2 separate regions of the Homo sapiens genome follow, and region 1 is linked to region 2. Evidence: chromatin loops called from intact Hi-C (ENCODE). Cell type or tissue: B cell. All regions are shown on one strand.

What was found. Peaks named below come from ENCODE experiments on the same cell type or tissue, not always from the same donor. Only the 100,000 strongest peaks of a DNase experiment are listed, where the experiment ranks them.
Region 1: it touches region 2 in a loop (4-fold over the local background); 2 of 110 quality-filtered maps call a loop at or near these places.

The regions. Positions count from the first base shown.
Region 1 is chr6:15,766,461-15,774,460 of GRCh38, reverse strand. No RefSeq gene overlaps it. Among named protein-coding and RNA genes, the nearest start is that of DTNBP1, 110 kb to the right of the region's middle. In B cell, no CTCF peak of the experiment used is centred here; a DNase peak (open chromatin) is centred at 4,000.
Region 2 is chr6:16,179,691-16,187,690 of GRCh38, reverse strand. No RefSeq gene overlaps it. Among named protein-coding and RNA genes, the nearest start is that of MIR4639, 42 kb to the right of the region's middle. In B cell, CTCF peaks have their summits at 4,215 and 4,414 (motif pointing right); DNase peaks (open chromatin) are centred at 3,380 and 4,420; H3K27me3 peaks cover 371 bases.

The DNA.
Region 1 (8,000 bases), 410 kb after region 2:
TGGATACAGCAATGAAAAAGTAAAAGTCCTTCTCAGGGAGCTTACATCCTAGTTGTGGGGGAGGCAGGGGGTGCAGATAGTAACAAAATATGCACACATACACATATATACACACAGTGACATGCTGAAAAATGCTATGAAGAAACACAAAGCAGATATATTTTAAATAAGATGGTTAGAAAATGAGTGGTCATTTGAGCAGAGACCCTAATGAAATGAGGAAGTGAGCCATGCTGATGTCTGGAGAAGAGCATTCCTCACAGAAAAAAACCAGCAAGTGCAAAGGTCCTGAGGCAGGAGGATGAGCAAGGAAGCCGGTGTGCCTGCAGCAGAGTAAGCCAAGGGCAAAGTGGTGGGAGGTCAAATCAGAGAAGTAATGGAAGGTCAGATCAGGTAGGGCGTCATAGGCCACTCTAAGAATTGTGGCTTTTGCTGTGACTGAAATGGGAAGCTATTGGAGGATTTTGAGCAGAGGAGTGACACAATCTGACTTGAGTTTTAAAAGCTGCTGTATGAAGAGTACACTATGGGGAACAAGTTTGGAAGCAGGGAGACCACTTAGATAGCTAATGTAATAGTCCGGGAGGAAGCTGGCAGCAGTTTGGACTAGGATGGTCAGAATGAAACTGCTGAGTAGTAGTCAGATTTGGGATATGTTTTCACAGAGCCAATAGGATTTGCTGATTTTTACATACAGAGTGTTAGAAAAAGAGAGCCTCCAAGATTTGGGGATCAAGCAATTGGAAAGTGAAGTTAACATTTACTAACTTGGGGGAGATGAGAACTAGCTGGGAAAGGCAGATTTCAAGAATCTGGTTCTGAACACGTGAAGGCTGAAATGTCTGTTATACATCCAAGAGGAGCTATTGATTAGACAGATTATGCCAGGCCAGAAATGAGGGCTGGTATCATAGGTGAGAAACTTCTATGATCAAGGGATTTGCAAATGCTGGGTTAAGCATAACAGGTTGCTTTACTCGAGAAGTTCTTAAAGTCTTTAATTCATATGTACTTTGTGAACATCTAAGAGAAGGATTTAAGTTTTATCAAACTTATTTAACTACGGCACACTTAGTTTGGGGGTTTTCAGTCACACAACAGGCATACCTTGGAGATATTGTGGGTTTGATTTTAGACCGTTACAATAAAGCAAATATTGCGGTAAAACAAGTACATAAATTTTTTAATTTTCTAGTGCATATAAAAGTTATGTTTATACTATACTGTAGTCTACTATGTGTGCAATAGCATTATGGCTTTAAAAACAATGTACATACCTCAACTTAGAAATGCTGTACTGCTAAAAATTGCTGAAACTGACACATGAAATGAGCAAGTGTTGTTGGAAAAAATGGTGCTGATGGACTTGCTTGACTCAGGGTGGCCACGAAATTCAACTTGTTAAAAAACGCAGTATTTGCAGAGCACAATAAAGTGAAGAACAATAAAATGAGGTACACCTGTATTATTCCATAGGCCACCCAATACTGAAGACAGCCAATACTAGTTTTTTAATAGAAATGTCTCCACCTTTAAGCAGATAACACACAAAGCAATATGAGTTTGGAGTTTATATCCTTTCATCAGTACCTGATTAGTTTTCTGCATTTTAGTATTTCCACCTGTGAATTAATAGAACCTCATTCTACTTTAGGTAGCAGATTCTTATGAGTTTGGTTAGATGAATCAGATGTCAAGACCTTGGTCAGTTCATCCCTTAGGTGAACTAATAAAGACAAGCTTCTAAACCTGCAAAGCAAAGGGCTCAACCTCATGAAGCCTAGGCTGAAAGACTACAACCTGCCTTTGTTCATTACTTTTCTTCAACTCAATAGGCCTCCATCTCTCACACTGATCTTCACCAGTTTTATCCTAGGACCTCTTGTCCTATCACCATCACGGTGCTCTTCCCTGGTGATCTCGTGTTTTCCCATAACATAAACCACATATACAGCAAATACTCACAAATCTACATCTCCAATTCTGGCTCTCCCCTGAATTCTAGGATGCTATTTCCAACTACTGACAGCATCTGTACTGCAGTGTCCTAGAAGCATCTCAAACTCAATGTTTCCCGAACGGAGATCAAGCTTTCCCCCAGAGCGTATTCTTCTTCCTGAGATGTCTGTTTCAATGTATACCACCATCGTGCTCCTGTTGCCCCAAATAGAAACTTAGAGTCATCCTCCTTGCATTGCCTCCATCTTCCTCATCAATGATATGCAGTCGTTCATCAGGTCCAGCCATGACGACTTTCTAAATCTCTCCCAGTCTTTCTCCTCTTTCTCCTCCACTGTCATTACCTCAGTTCAGGTCCTCACTTTTTTACCTGAATTGTCTCATTAGCTTCCAGATGGTCTTCCTGATGACCGGATGGGACTACCATCAACCAGAACTCCTAGTTACTGCCAGAGTTACCATGTCAAACAGAAAACTGGTTGTGTACCTCCCTTGACTAAAAGTCACCACTCACCTCCAGAAGAAAGCTTTACAATAGCTTCAGTGACTTTCATAGTCTGGCCCAACTGGTATTCTCTACCTCGCCGCCCACCATGCCCCAAGACACACAGAGCAATTCCTTCTCCCCATGACTCAAACTTTCATTCCTCTGTGCCTTTGCACATGCTGGAGTCTTGCCTTTGCTGAGAACACATCCCCTCTCTCTTTGCCCCGTCCACACCAGCATCCCTTGTCAGCTTTATCGCAAGTAAAACCTCCGTTGCAGAGTCTTCTTCCCAATCATCAAACAGTCAGATCCCCTTCTCTCTGGGCACCAATAATCTTTATATGGAACACAGGCTTTCCCTGACCTTGGCAGCCTGGAGATACAATAGAAGAATATGGATCATCAGAGTGAGAATCCCCTCTTCTCAGTCCCTAACAACAAAAGTTTCAGGCATTTGGGTTTGCATAGAATGAATGAAAACTCTGTAAGTGAGTGTTTTTAAGGCTAAGTCAGAAAATGATGACACTGATGACAATGATGCTTAGCCACATATAGGTCAAAGAACCAAACCCATGAAGGACTGAAGAGTGGAATAGCAAAGTATCAGGAGACTGGGGCTGAGAATTTGTTCAGCAACCAAAGGGAGCTCTGAGAAACTGAGTTGTCTTCTGGTCCCATCAGCAGCTGGAGTTCATGAATCTTATTCTAGAGTTCAGCTATTCTTTCCACGTCTGCTTCTCTCTGGGTCCGTCCATATCTGCCATTCCAGATCTCTTTCTATCTCATATCCATACTCTCAACAACAGAGATTCTGAGTAACAGACCACCTTGGAGGCCCCTGGAAGACCTTTAATATGTCTCTCTTAGATCAGGTACTCCAAACAGTTATGGTTATAAGGGTTGCAAGCTGTAGAGCAGAGTTCTCAGCAGTGACCAGAGACACGGCAAGTATTACAATGGCTTGTCAAGTTCAAACACCTTCCTTCTGTCTGGAGAAATCCCTCATGTGTTCACAATGTGTCCCCAAGCAGCCACGACAGTCCTCACCTTCCTCACTTTGTGGCATTTACTCTCTTTCCCTGCTACCTGGATGTTCACTCTGTGGCTCCCTGGTCACTGCATAGACAGACTCCACTTTCCTTATACAGATGGTGACCCTGTGCTCCTGCCTTTGCCTGCCTGGCCATGGCTCCTGGAGGCAGCCCGTAACTTCACTGGTGTTAGCCTGCAAGCATACTTGTGTCAGAATGCAAGGCCCTCATCTGACTCATAACTGGCTTTAAACTTTGTTAGGCCACAAAAGGGAGTTTCTGGTAGTATCTCTTGTGATTCAAGCTTTGTCCTTTAATTTGCTTGTTTGCTTCTTTACAGCTTTCCCACTCTGGAGGAATCTGACACATTCAGGAGGTGACACCAGAAGGCAGTTTGACCACTACCTTCAAAAGCCTCCCTCCTTGCCAATCCCTAGCCAGTAGCCCAAACAAGATTGTACATTTTGAGTCTCTCCTCAGGGTAACTTCCTTGTCCCTCAAGGACACCACCTAGTGAGTGAATTGTTTCTATATCTTAGCATAAAGCTGAAGCCACAGCCTAATTTCTCCATGGAGTCATGCTCTGCCCCAGGAAACCCATCAAACTCCCGAAACCTGTGACATTAGTGCCCTATGGTTCACCTACCCCACCACCAGCCTCACTGTGCCCCCTGAAAAGGTGGAAGTTCAGAGCCTAGTCTTCTCTCTTGCTCTGAGGTTCTACCCTGGGTAGCATTACTCAGATAATTATGGCATAGCACTTACCATGCATGGTATACCATATTTATCTGAGAGAGAAGGAAATTAATATTTATTGACCACCTAGTATAACCCAGGTTTCGCATTAGATGTTTTTCATATGTTATATTATTTCATCTGCATGCCCAACCTTTGAGAGGGATATAATCATCTCTAGTTCACACATAAGGGCATAACTCATAGAAATGACATGCCCTGTCACAAGGTCATGCAGCTGAGGACCCAAGCAGGGAGTCACACCTAGTTGGTCTGACTTCGGCATCTGGACATCTGTGTTCTCTCCTTTCCCGCTTGCTGCCTCATGTTTATTTATATGTCGCCCTCCCTCCCACTGACCGTGAGCTCCTCCTTGGCAGTGACTAATTCATCATTATATCCACACTGCATCTGTCACACTCTAAGTAGGAGCTCAAACAACATTTCTCCATGAAAGAAGGAAGGGAGGGAAGAAAAGCAAAAGGCCCTGGATTTTGCCTTGCACTTAGTAAGTGCTTAATAAATGTGTATGAATGAACACCAAGGTTTCAGAGAAGCCCTGGGAGCTTTCCTCTGAAGACACTGAGTGATCTGATTGGCAGGATGCCATTTATCAGTCTCCTCCAGGCAAGCCTGTGAGACAGAGCAAGAATGATGGGGCTGGAGTGAATGTTAATTTCAGATGAAACCATTGGAGTCTCTGTACTGCTGGAAACTGGGACGTAGAATTAAAGTGCCCTTTATAATTTATACTCTAATGCAAGTGGGATGTGGAAAGGGAAACCTTTCTTTATATTCTGATGCCTTTTCCTCTGGCTCTGGCATTGATTATCAAATGAACAGAGCCTCTATAAAGGGAGAAAGTTGGGTGATTTAGGAGCCATCCTTAACCCAGTCCTAGAGCTAGATGAGCTGACCTATTGAGCTCTCCTCCAGTCTTTCGATTTTATGTTTCTATTATTTGGATAACAGGAGGCAGAAGAGAAGAAGCTGCCAGGCTGGGAGAATGGCTGTCTGATGAGCTGCTGTCAGGCCTACAAAAGCGTATTTCCACGTGGTCCTGCATCCTGTCCCTGAGATACAGTAATAAATCATTGCATATAAAGGTGTCAATATTTCCACAGCCTCTGTTCATAAGAGAGGTGAGCTGGAAGAATACGAAGTCAATGTTCATGGAACTCTGCTTACGTTCCCATTCCAAAAGACAGAACAAGGATATTTCAGGGATTTCTACTTTGGGCAGAAGTGAAGAAAGAAAGAATGCACTTTAAATTGATACTATTATCTCATCTCCGGGAAGAAATCCGGGGTATCAAAAAGTTAAAGACTTCCTAGGTAATTCATCATCTCTCAAGGCCTCACAGATTTTAAGATGATATGATTTTTAAAGCCAAGGGAAGTAATGCATCTTCCTTATTTTGTAGCTGAGAGAGCTGGAACCCAAAGGCAGAAGGGCTGGTAGAAGTTTGCACTAGTGAGAAGCAGAGCCTAGGCCACTCTCAGGAGTGGACAGCCTGCAATTCCTGGAGTGCTCAGCTCCACCCCTATTCTATTCTTATTTCTACCAGCATCACAGGATTCTGTGTCTGTAAAATAAGGATAACAATACCTACTCTTTACAGACTAGTTTTAAGAATCAAATGGGACAGTAGATACGGGGTGAAGATGTTTTGCAAACTGTAAGCCCTTTAAGGTGCTATACGCCTCTATGCAAATATAAGCATTACTAACACTGTTGACATTAAAACATATTTGCTCCTAATTTATCATGAGTATAAATAAATAATGACAGGTTTACATTCTTCAGAGATGACTTCAGGAGGCATTTTCTTTTCAACCCTCTAATAAAATTCCTCTAAGTTTTCTTGATAAGTTCTTTCTTCCCCTCATTATCGAAAGTAATATGTGCGTATTATAGATAATTTTAAAATATCAAGACATAAAGAAAAAAATGTTTCCCATAGTTCCCAAACCCAAAGATCATCATGATTAATCTTTTGATATATTTCCTTCCAGTTTTCCCCCATGCATATTATATCTGAGTTATGATCATATTAAATTGGATATTCTATTTCCCAGTTTTTCATTTACCATTATAACTTATATATTTTCCCACATTACAAAAACTTATTTTTAAGTGCCTTAATGATTGCACGACATTTTATTCTATGGCTATATCATAGACTATTTAATAATTTCTTATTAGCTGTTAGGTTATTTTCTTTTTAAAAATATATATAAGGCAACAACTAACCGTGAATAAAGCTTTTCTGTATCTCATTTTATGAGGAACATATAAGGATAGTTTACTAAAAATAAAACGCTGAAAATATGAAAAGATTTTGATGCATTTGCTGAATTGCTTTCAAGGAGATTTTCTCAATTTATGGCCAGGCACGATGGCTTATTCCTGTAATCCCAGCATTTTGGGAGGCCGAGGTGGACAGATCACATGAGGCCAGGAGTTCAAGACAAACTTGGCCAATATGATGAAACCCCATCTCTATTAAAAATACCAAAAAATAGCTGGGCATGGTGGCGAGCACCTCCCAGCTACTCAGGAGGCTGAGGCAACATAATCGCTTGAACCCGGGAGGCGGAGGTTGCAATGAGCTGAGATCGTGCCACTGCACTCCAACCTGGGCGACAGAGTGAGACTCAGTCTCAAAAAAAAAAAAAAACAAAACAAAACAAAACAAAAGAACAAGATTTTATCAATGTATAACTGGCCCACCAATGGTATATGAGTTTCCTAGGGCTACTGTAAAAAAATTACCATAAACTAGATGGCTTAAAACAACAGAAACTTATTCTCTCACAGTTCTAGAAGCTAAAAGTCTGAAATCAAGGTGTTGGTGGGGCCATACTCTCTCTGAAGGCTCTGGGGAAGAATCTTCCCTTGCGTCTTTGAGCTTCTGTTGGTTGCTGGCAATCCCTGTCCTTCCTTGGCTTGTGACAGGATAACTCCAATGTCTGCTTCCATCCTCCATGGCCTTCTTCCTTATGTAACTGTATGTCTCCAAATCTCTCTCTTCTTATAAGAACACCTGTCTTTAAATTTAGGGCCTGCTCTAATATAATATGATCTCATCTTAAGTTGATCATATCCACAAAAGCCCTATTTCTAAATAAGGCCACATTCACAGGTACCAGGGATTAGCACTTCAATATAACTCTCTGGGGTACATAATTCAACAAACAATAAATGATATATGTGAGTTCCCAACCCATCATGCAGTCCCCAGCAATATCGCTTTATTTATTTTTATTTATTTATTTTGAGACAGAGTCTCACTCTGTTGCCCAGGCTGGAGTGCAGTGGTGCGAACTTGACTCACTGCAAGCTCCGCCTCCCGGGTTCACGCCATTCTCCTGCCTCAGCCTCCCGAGTAGCTGGGTCTACAGGCACCCGCCACCACGCCTGGATAATTTTTTGTATTTTTAGTAGAGACGGGGTATCACAGTGTTAGCCAGGAATATCACTTTATATTTTAATTGCATTATTTATATCTTCAAAACAGACAATAGATTTCCATGAAGATCTTCATCCATGTTGAGCATGGTGGGGTGATTACTTTTCAGAGGTTTTGAAGGCTAGAATTCTTTTTGCATAACCAGGCTGGATATTTACTTACGTTAATTTTGGAAGCAGCACTCATCTGCTTTTGATGTGTACCTGTGTGCCATCCCTGCTACAGGCTCCAGCCTCCTCACCACCTTGGGAAGGAAATTCTATCAGGATCTGTCCTGAAAAGAGGGAAGCTCAGGAGCTTGGAAGTGAGACAAAG
Region 2 (8,000 bases):
GTGGAGCATCAAAGCAGATCTCCCATCCCATCTTTCTTTCTGCCATCTGTACCAAGTGAGCAGTTGTTCCTTTGGGCTTCTTGATGGTGCCAGGATTCAGTACATCTTGCCAAAGGCCCCTAATCAAGCTGATGGGTTGAGGGCAGAAGGACAGCTAATTCCTCTTTGGGAAGGTGTACAAAATACTTCTGGCTAGGCTACCCCAGTTTCCCACCCAGACTTATCTGAGCACCAGTGGCCTGTCCCTGGAAAGCTTTGAGTTGGACATAGAGCCTTGTTTGTTTCCTTTCAAGTTTATGTTCTGGTCTGAGTAGTGAAATCTGCTCAAAGTCCATACTGTTGGAACTGGAGCTTTTGTTTTATGAACTTAGCCGATCTGTGTTCCTGGAAATAATTCCAGCCCAAACCAAAATGAACAGCCTACTCTGCAACACATGCTTTGATTCCAAAATCTTCATTATGTTTAAGCATGTCCCTAAGATCCCTCCGATGTGTCCCTTTTTTGAAATCTTTTAGTTGCACAGAAATGTAAGCCTCCGTAAGTAAAACCTAAAAAATTTCAAGTTGCCATATTTTAGGTGTAATTTTTTCATTGCTTCTAATATACTTCCTCCTCTATTGCTATGATAAGGTTGACCTTGTCGTATTTATTTGGCAAGTATGGGCTCTATATTTTTTAGATTTCCTAATGCTTTTCTCCATCCCCACTGTGCCCTTGGGAATCTTTTCTGAAAGACATTTGTTTGACCATGAGCTTCATGATGGCAGGATTTTCTTGCATGAATAAATGAGTAAACATTTGTTACCCAAGCACGAATCAGCCATCATTCAAGACATTTCAATTTAGTGCAATTCAACTCAATTCAATTCAATTTTTAATTGTTATTAGCTAGCAAATGCATGGGGAGCTGGCAGAGTAGTCGCACTTTTTTTTTGAGGTGCAGTCTCGCTCTTTTGCCAGACCGCAGTGCAGCGGCACGATCTCGCTGACTGCAACCTCCACCTCCTGGGTTCAAGCGATTCTCCTGCCTCAGCCTCCCGAGTAGCTGGGACTACAGGTGCGCTCCACCACGCCCAGGTAATTTTTGTATTTTTAGTAGAGACGGGGTGTCAGCATGTTGGCCAGGATGGTCTCGATCTCTTGACCTCGTGGTCACCTGCCTAGGCCTCCCAAAGTGCTGGGATTACAGGCATGTGCCACTGCACCAGGCCCACACTTTTCTTTGACTTCACAGGTTTTAGTACCTGTTGGGAAAATTCTACCACAACAGTGGCTAGTGGGTCACCTTTGCTGGCCAAGAGTATACACTTTGGGCTACAGGGAAGATAGGACAGCCTTCAAGCTGAGAACTTTAATTCTAAAACAAGGACTTGTTCTTTAATATCAACTTTTTAAACTTAAAGAGTTTATAACTCTTTGCAGTTTCTGTGGTGGGAAGGTGAAAGGTGATCTTTTAGAAAGGACAGTTAAATGCTATGAATGGAAGAACTGTTAGGGAATCTAGTCTTTTCAACGATAGAGGAACATGTAGATACAGATTGTGCTTCCCTCTACCCAGTGATGTCACTGCCTCCTACAAGCTCAAGACCAGGCCATTTCACTAATGTAAGGGTAGTGGAGGCCCAAGCAAGCATGATTAAAATTGCACAGGAAAGCTAGGTGCCATTAACAGGCAACTGCAGGAAGGGGCAGGGTGGGGAGAGATCTTTATTCAGTGGTGACTATAACAGGACAAGAGTCAGGAGACAATGTCCCTGGTCAAACGACACCCTGGATGCCCCGAGATCTCTCATTTAACAATGGATGTTTTGGTTTCCGCACATATAAATAGTATTTTTGACTGCATATTTTTAAGGAGTGTCTGTGATAGCATAAGATGAAAAAACCAAATTCTTTAGAAAAGGGTATACCACAAAACCCATGAATCCAGTGCTTTATGAAGTGCTTAACATTCCCTACAAATGGTTGTAATTAGTTATAATAATCTTGACCACACCAATCACCATCATCATAGAAGACTAAACACTCCATTTGAAACTCTAGAGAAATACCAGGTCTTCATATCACAAAATCTAAAATACGTTTAAAGAGTTTTTATTTCTGCTTCTTCCTATCCTAAAATCTAAACAAATAAACAAACAAAAGTCACATTTCTCAGCCATTTCTGATGGAAACCACTTTACTAGATCTAAGCCTCTCAAATTCACATTTTAGTCCTGGGGCCTCACTTTTGCATTGTAATTTAAATAGATTGTGAGTTGCAGTTTTCTTAATGGAAAACATACAGTCTAGATGGCCCTTTTTAGTAGGAGGATGCATCTTGAAATTGGTACCGGGGCAGTAGATTCTTGGGGGCCCAGCTCTCTCCTCCTTTTCCCCTTCTGACTTCCCCTAGGGGTTGCAAAGTTTGGTCAGACAACCCGCTCTTGGTTTAACTCGTGACTTTCAGTGCTCTTCTTGGCTTATCCATGGTTTAGGAGACATCTCTGAGTATGAGTCTTTGCATAGCACTCTTTTGATTATGGTCCCTATCTAGGTGTAGAACCACCAAGTGGAACTCCAGAGACTCTCACCTTAGCACGATTCCAACTCAGTCCGTGCAATCCTCATCCAATGGAGATCCCAGTGACACTGTCTTTTCCCCCGTTATCGTGGGTGTTACTGAAAGAGGCTTTATGGCAAATATATAATATAACACGTCCACAACTCTTCCATTGCTTTTTTCTTGCCATTCTCATTTCAATTAATTTAAAAGAGATGCCTCAAGCCCACTCATCTGTTGCTTTGGGCTTTTGTTTCTAAAGCACACCAATTCTTTCCATGGAGAACTCTCATTGCTTTCATCCAAGGAGGTCTAAAAGGCCTCCCTTAAATGAAAGAAGGTTGCTGAACCCTGATCTAAATACCCTGGGCCCCAAGGCAGTTAATTATTGGCAGAATGTCTCAGTAAACTTTATTGTCGTTGAGTTTCAAATAAGTAAGTTGGGTGTGGGGCAATTTTCTTGAGCAGAAAGCTGAAATGATCCGAGATCTCTGGAGCCAACTATGCTCCTGGCATTGCTATAAAAGGAGAGAGCTTCTAGCCACAGAAGACTATTCGATACCCTACCACAGTCCCAGACACAAAAGTGGGCAAACCTGGTAAACATGCACACTTTCCCATTGCATGCAGTGAAAGCCACCTGTAGCAAGTTCATTTTGAAATCATTCAATTGGGAAGAAGGCTAGTTCTTGACATCTACTTGTTAATTTTGCTCACAAGCCTCAAATGACACTGGCTGTAGAGCAGTCATTTCATGACTTCACACACAGGGCCCTCCCCTTCCTCATTCTCGGCAGTGGCCCATGGGCACACCATTGTACTCACAGTGGCCTGTTACCTCTCAAGAGGCTGGACCACGAGGTGGCACTGTAATGATTTAGCCCTGTGAGGATCGTTTATTAAGTAGCTGTGGATTTGTGAGATTCCCTACAGACTAGATAACAGTTGGCTGCATTGGCCATGGGCTCTAAAACCCAAGGCAGAAAGAGATCAATTCCAAAACCAGAAAGTCCATTTGATTGTGGGAGGGCTCTTGGTATCCAATGGCTCATAACTAACCTTTTTTCTCCAAGTGTCATGGAATAGAAGGCCACAGAAATCCAGTGTAGACCCAAGGTGGTTTCAGAGTCACTAGCAACCCTAGTCAAAACGGACAACTTTGCAGACACAAAACAGACTGAGATTCTTACTCAGAGGCAAAGTCTAAATATAATTCTCTAAAATAACACATGGAAGAAAAAGAGATCTTTTGTTCATTTTTTTCCTTTTTATTTTTCTCTCAGTCTCCGATGGAAAGTTTTTGATATGTTTTCTAAGTTTTTTTTTCCATAGGGAATGAAATCATGGGAGACATTAACTTTGCATCTTCTGACTCACTCTGGTCTTACCTAAATATATCAAGAATGAGCCAGGATTCTAGGTTCAAGATAAAAAGAATGGTGCGCCAAAATTCTACAGGCATTGAAAGGTTGGATCGCGGCATATTCACTTCTGTTTGTCTCCCAAACCTTTCTCCCCTAGAAAGCAAGATGGCGGCATTGATGGCTGCCTCTCTGGAGCAGGTGTTGAATGTGCATCTTCGAAATCTAGTTGCTGGTACAGGAAGTGGCAGTTTTAGCTCAAGGAAGGGATATTCTTGAAACAACCTGTTTTCCCAGCTGTTCTTTCCCATTCCTTGACTTACTCTATGTTTGGGAGTTTAAAAAGTGCCTCTTTTATGAAGATCATTTACTTCTCCCAAGGATCCAGTATTATGTAAGTTTGGTGTGGTAATGGAAAAATCATAAAATGCCTGAGAATTTACAGCGCCACTTTAGTAACATTTTTTCTTGTTTTTGCAGTACAGTTTAATGACCTCTAGGTGGTGGTAAAGGTTTCAATCAGTTTTCATGAATGGCATGAACAGCTAGTCCTCAAATTGCTCTGTAGGATTTTAAAGAGTTAATTAACAAGACGAACAAGGTTGACTAATTTTCTTGTGGCTTCAGTATTACCTTTTGTTCCTGATGCTCAGTATATGGCTTGTATATAACAAGGAGCTCTAAAAGCCAAGCATGAGATTGAAAGCATGGCTTAGGAAATGCTTATTTTAGTTTAGATCGCTCTTGAAGTTTAGCTGGGTGCCTGTAATCCCAGCACTTTGGGAAGCCGAAGCGTGGGGATCACTTGAAGTCAGGAGTTAGAGACCAGCCTGGCCAACATGGTGAAACCCCGTCTCTACTAAAAAATGCAAAAATTAGCCTGGTGTGGTGGCGCATGCCTGTAATCCCAGCTACTAGGTAGGCTGAGGCAGGAGAATTGTTTGAGCCCCAGGAGGCAGAGGTTGCACTGAGCCGAGATGGCGCCATTGCACTCTAGCCTAGGGGACAAGAGCAAGACTTCGTCTCAAAAAAAAGAAAAAAAAAAAGAAGAAAAAGCTTAAGGGCAGCACACTTCAAAGGAGATTCAAACATCTCTGGAGTTTTAATTTGTTTACGGTGAACAAAAAATAATTTCCTGTTTTAATGGAAAAGTATTTGGTCATGAACTCCCATTAACCAGGCATCAGTTTGATGACTAAAGGAAACAAACATATGGATTAGATTTCCTACAGAACAGTTTTTTTTTTTTTTTTTTTTTTTTTTTTAATTTAAGAGGAAAAACATGCCTGGGAAGAATCTCTTGGGCTCAAAAAATAAGTTTTGCAAAAAGACGGGTGACAGTAGTGGTTCACAATCACTTGTGTTCCAATTTGTTCATAAGCTTTGACTTAGAAAAGGAGTGGACATAAGAAATCTTGTCTTTTTGGAGGTCAGCCTCTTCTACAACGTCAATTCCCAGATCCAAGCCCTAGAGACATTGTGAAGATCTACAGATTATTTTTCACATTCACCTCCCTTCTTCGGTGGGTTGAGTAACAAGACTCTGAATAACACTTCAGTAAGTCCCAGACTATCTGCTGCAGGGGGCCTGCCCCAGGAATGCCCCACATTTTGACTGACAGGTTTAGCCTGCTATTTTGTTTGGTTGACTTACTTAGGCCACAGCAGTATGTACAGTAATGTGCCACAAAACAGTGACTCAGTGAATGATGGACCATGTTTGTAGCAGTAGTCCCATTGTTAGTGAACAGATTCGTTCTGCCTGCATGCTAGGAGCCAATGTGGCCATGGTGAGAGGTGAAGCCAGCTGGACTTCCTGGGTCCAGTGGAAACTTGGAGAACTTTTCTGTCTTGCAAGAGGATTGTAAAACGCACCAATCAACACCCTGTACCTAGGATTGTAAAAAGAACCAATCAGCACTCTGTAACTAGCAAGGGCATTGTAAAATGCACCAATCAGTGCTGTGTAAAAAGCACCAATCAACGCTCTGTAAAACGCACCAATCAGCAAGAGTCTAAAAGTAGCCAATCGCGGGGAGGATTAAAAAAGGGCACTCTGATAGGACATAAGTGGAACATGGGAGGGGACAAATAAGGTAATTAAAGCTGGCCACCCCCCAGCCAACAGGGATAACTTGCTCAGCTCCCTTTCTGCAGCTGCGGTAGCTTTGTTTTTTCACTCTTCACAATAAATCTTGCTCCTGCTCACTCTTTGGGTCTCTGCCACCTTTTCATAGAGCTGTAACACTTACTGTGAAGGTCCGCGGCTTTTTGAAGTTAGAGAAAGCACGAACCCGCCGGCAGTTACACAACCGGTTTTTGCTAAAGAAAAAAGATGTTATTCATGAGACTGCTGTGCGGAGATGGAAAAACAAAATTAAACTCTACTAACCTAAAATGGGCTTGAGAGTGCTTATGGGGAGAGTAAGTAGTCTGAAATGTGGGGAAAGGTGATGCAATCAGGATTTCTACCCAAGCGAAGTCAGGGTGCATGGTTTATCATAGAAACTGAAAGGTGACAGCATGCTCGCAGTCCTGAGCCCTCGCTTGCTCTTGGCGCCTCCTCGGCCTGGGCGCCCACTTTGGCCGCGCTTGAGCCCTTAAGCCCACCACTGCACTGTGGGTGTCCCTTACCCTGGGATGGCTGAGGCTGGAGCCGGCTCCCTCAGCCTGCAGGGAAGTGTGGCGGGAACCGGGGCTTCCGCGGCGTTTGCGGGCCAGCTAAAGCTCCCGGTGTGCGTGGGCTTGGGCCCCACAGGGAGCCGCCGGCCGGCCCTGCCCACTGGCTCTGCCGTCCCTAGGCAGTGAGGGGCTTAGCACCTGAGCCAGCAGCTGCGGAGGGTGCTTTGGGTCCCACAGCAGTACCGACCCAAAGGCGCTGCGCTCGATTTCTCCAGGCGCCTTAGCTGCTACCCCAGGGACTAGGGCTCGGGACCCGCACCCCGCCATGCCTGCGTCCCAGCCCACCCCTTGCCGTGGGCTCCTGTGCGGCCGGAGCCTCCCGAACGAGCGCCGCCCCCTGCTCTCCGGTGCCCGGTCTCATCGACCGCCCAAGGGCTAAAGAGTGCGGGCGTAGCAGGCAGCTCCACCTGTGGCCCCGTGTAGGAGCCACTTTATATCTAGCTAAGGGATTGTGAATACACCAATCAGCACTCTGTATCTAGCTCAAGCTTTGTAAATGCACCAATCAGTACTCTGTGTCTAGCTCAAGGTTTGTAAATATATTGATCAGCACTCTATATCTAGCTAATCTACTGGGGACGTGGAGAACTTTTGTGTCTAGCTCAGGGATTGTAAATGCACCAATCAATACCCTGTCAAAAATGGACCAATCAGCTCTCTGTAAAACAGACTAATCGGTTGTCTGTAAAATGGACCCATCAGCAGGATGTGGGTGGGGCCGGATAAGAGAATAAAAGCAGGCTGCGGGCGGGGGTGGGGTGGTGGGCTAGCAGTGCCAACTTGTTCGTGTTCTCTTCCGTTCTGTGGTAGCTTTGTGGTAGCTTTGTTCTTTTTGCTTTTTGTAATAAATACTGTTGCTGCTCGCTCTTTGGGTCCACACTGTCTTTACGAGCTTTTAACGCTCACCACGAAAGTCTGCAGCTTCCTTCCTGAGCCAGCGAGACCACGAACCAACCAGAAGGAAGAAGCAGTGAACACATCCAAACATCAGAAACAACAAACTGTAGCCACGTTGCTTTTAAGAATTGTAACACTCACGCGAGGGTTTGTGGCTTAATTCCTGAAGTCAGTGAGACCGAGAACCAACCAATGCCAGATACAGAGCCATGTGCAGAATAAGATGGCATTATCATGATCTAAGGGTGGAAGTTTTGGCTCTCTGATGTCACAGATTACCCACCGGCAGGGATCCAGTTCGTCTCTGTAGACTTGAATTGGACAAGAGCTGTTTCTTTAAGCGAATGTTACTATAGTGAGCTATGGTCAAGGCTGTGTTATCTGCAAAGAAGCCACTGGGGATTTTAAGGTCAATTAGAAGTAAGCAACTAAAAGCATGCAAGCAGGTTCAATTTGGTGAGCTTAATCAGGTTAGCTCTCAGTTTAACCATAAGATGATAGTACAGTATTGTGGCAG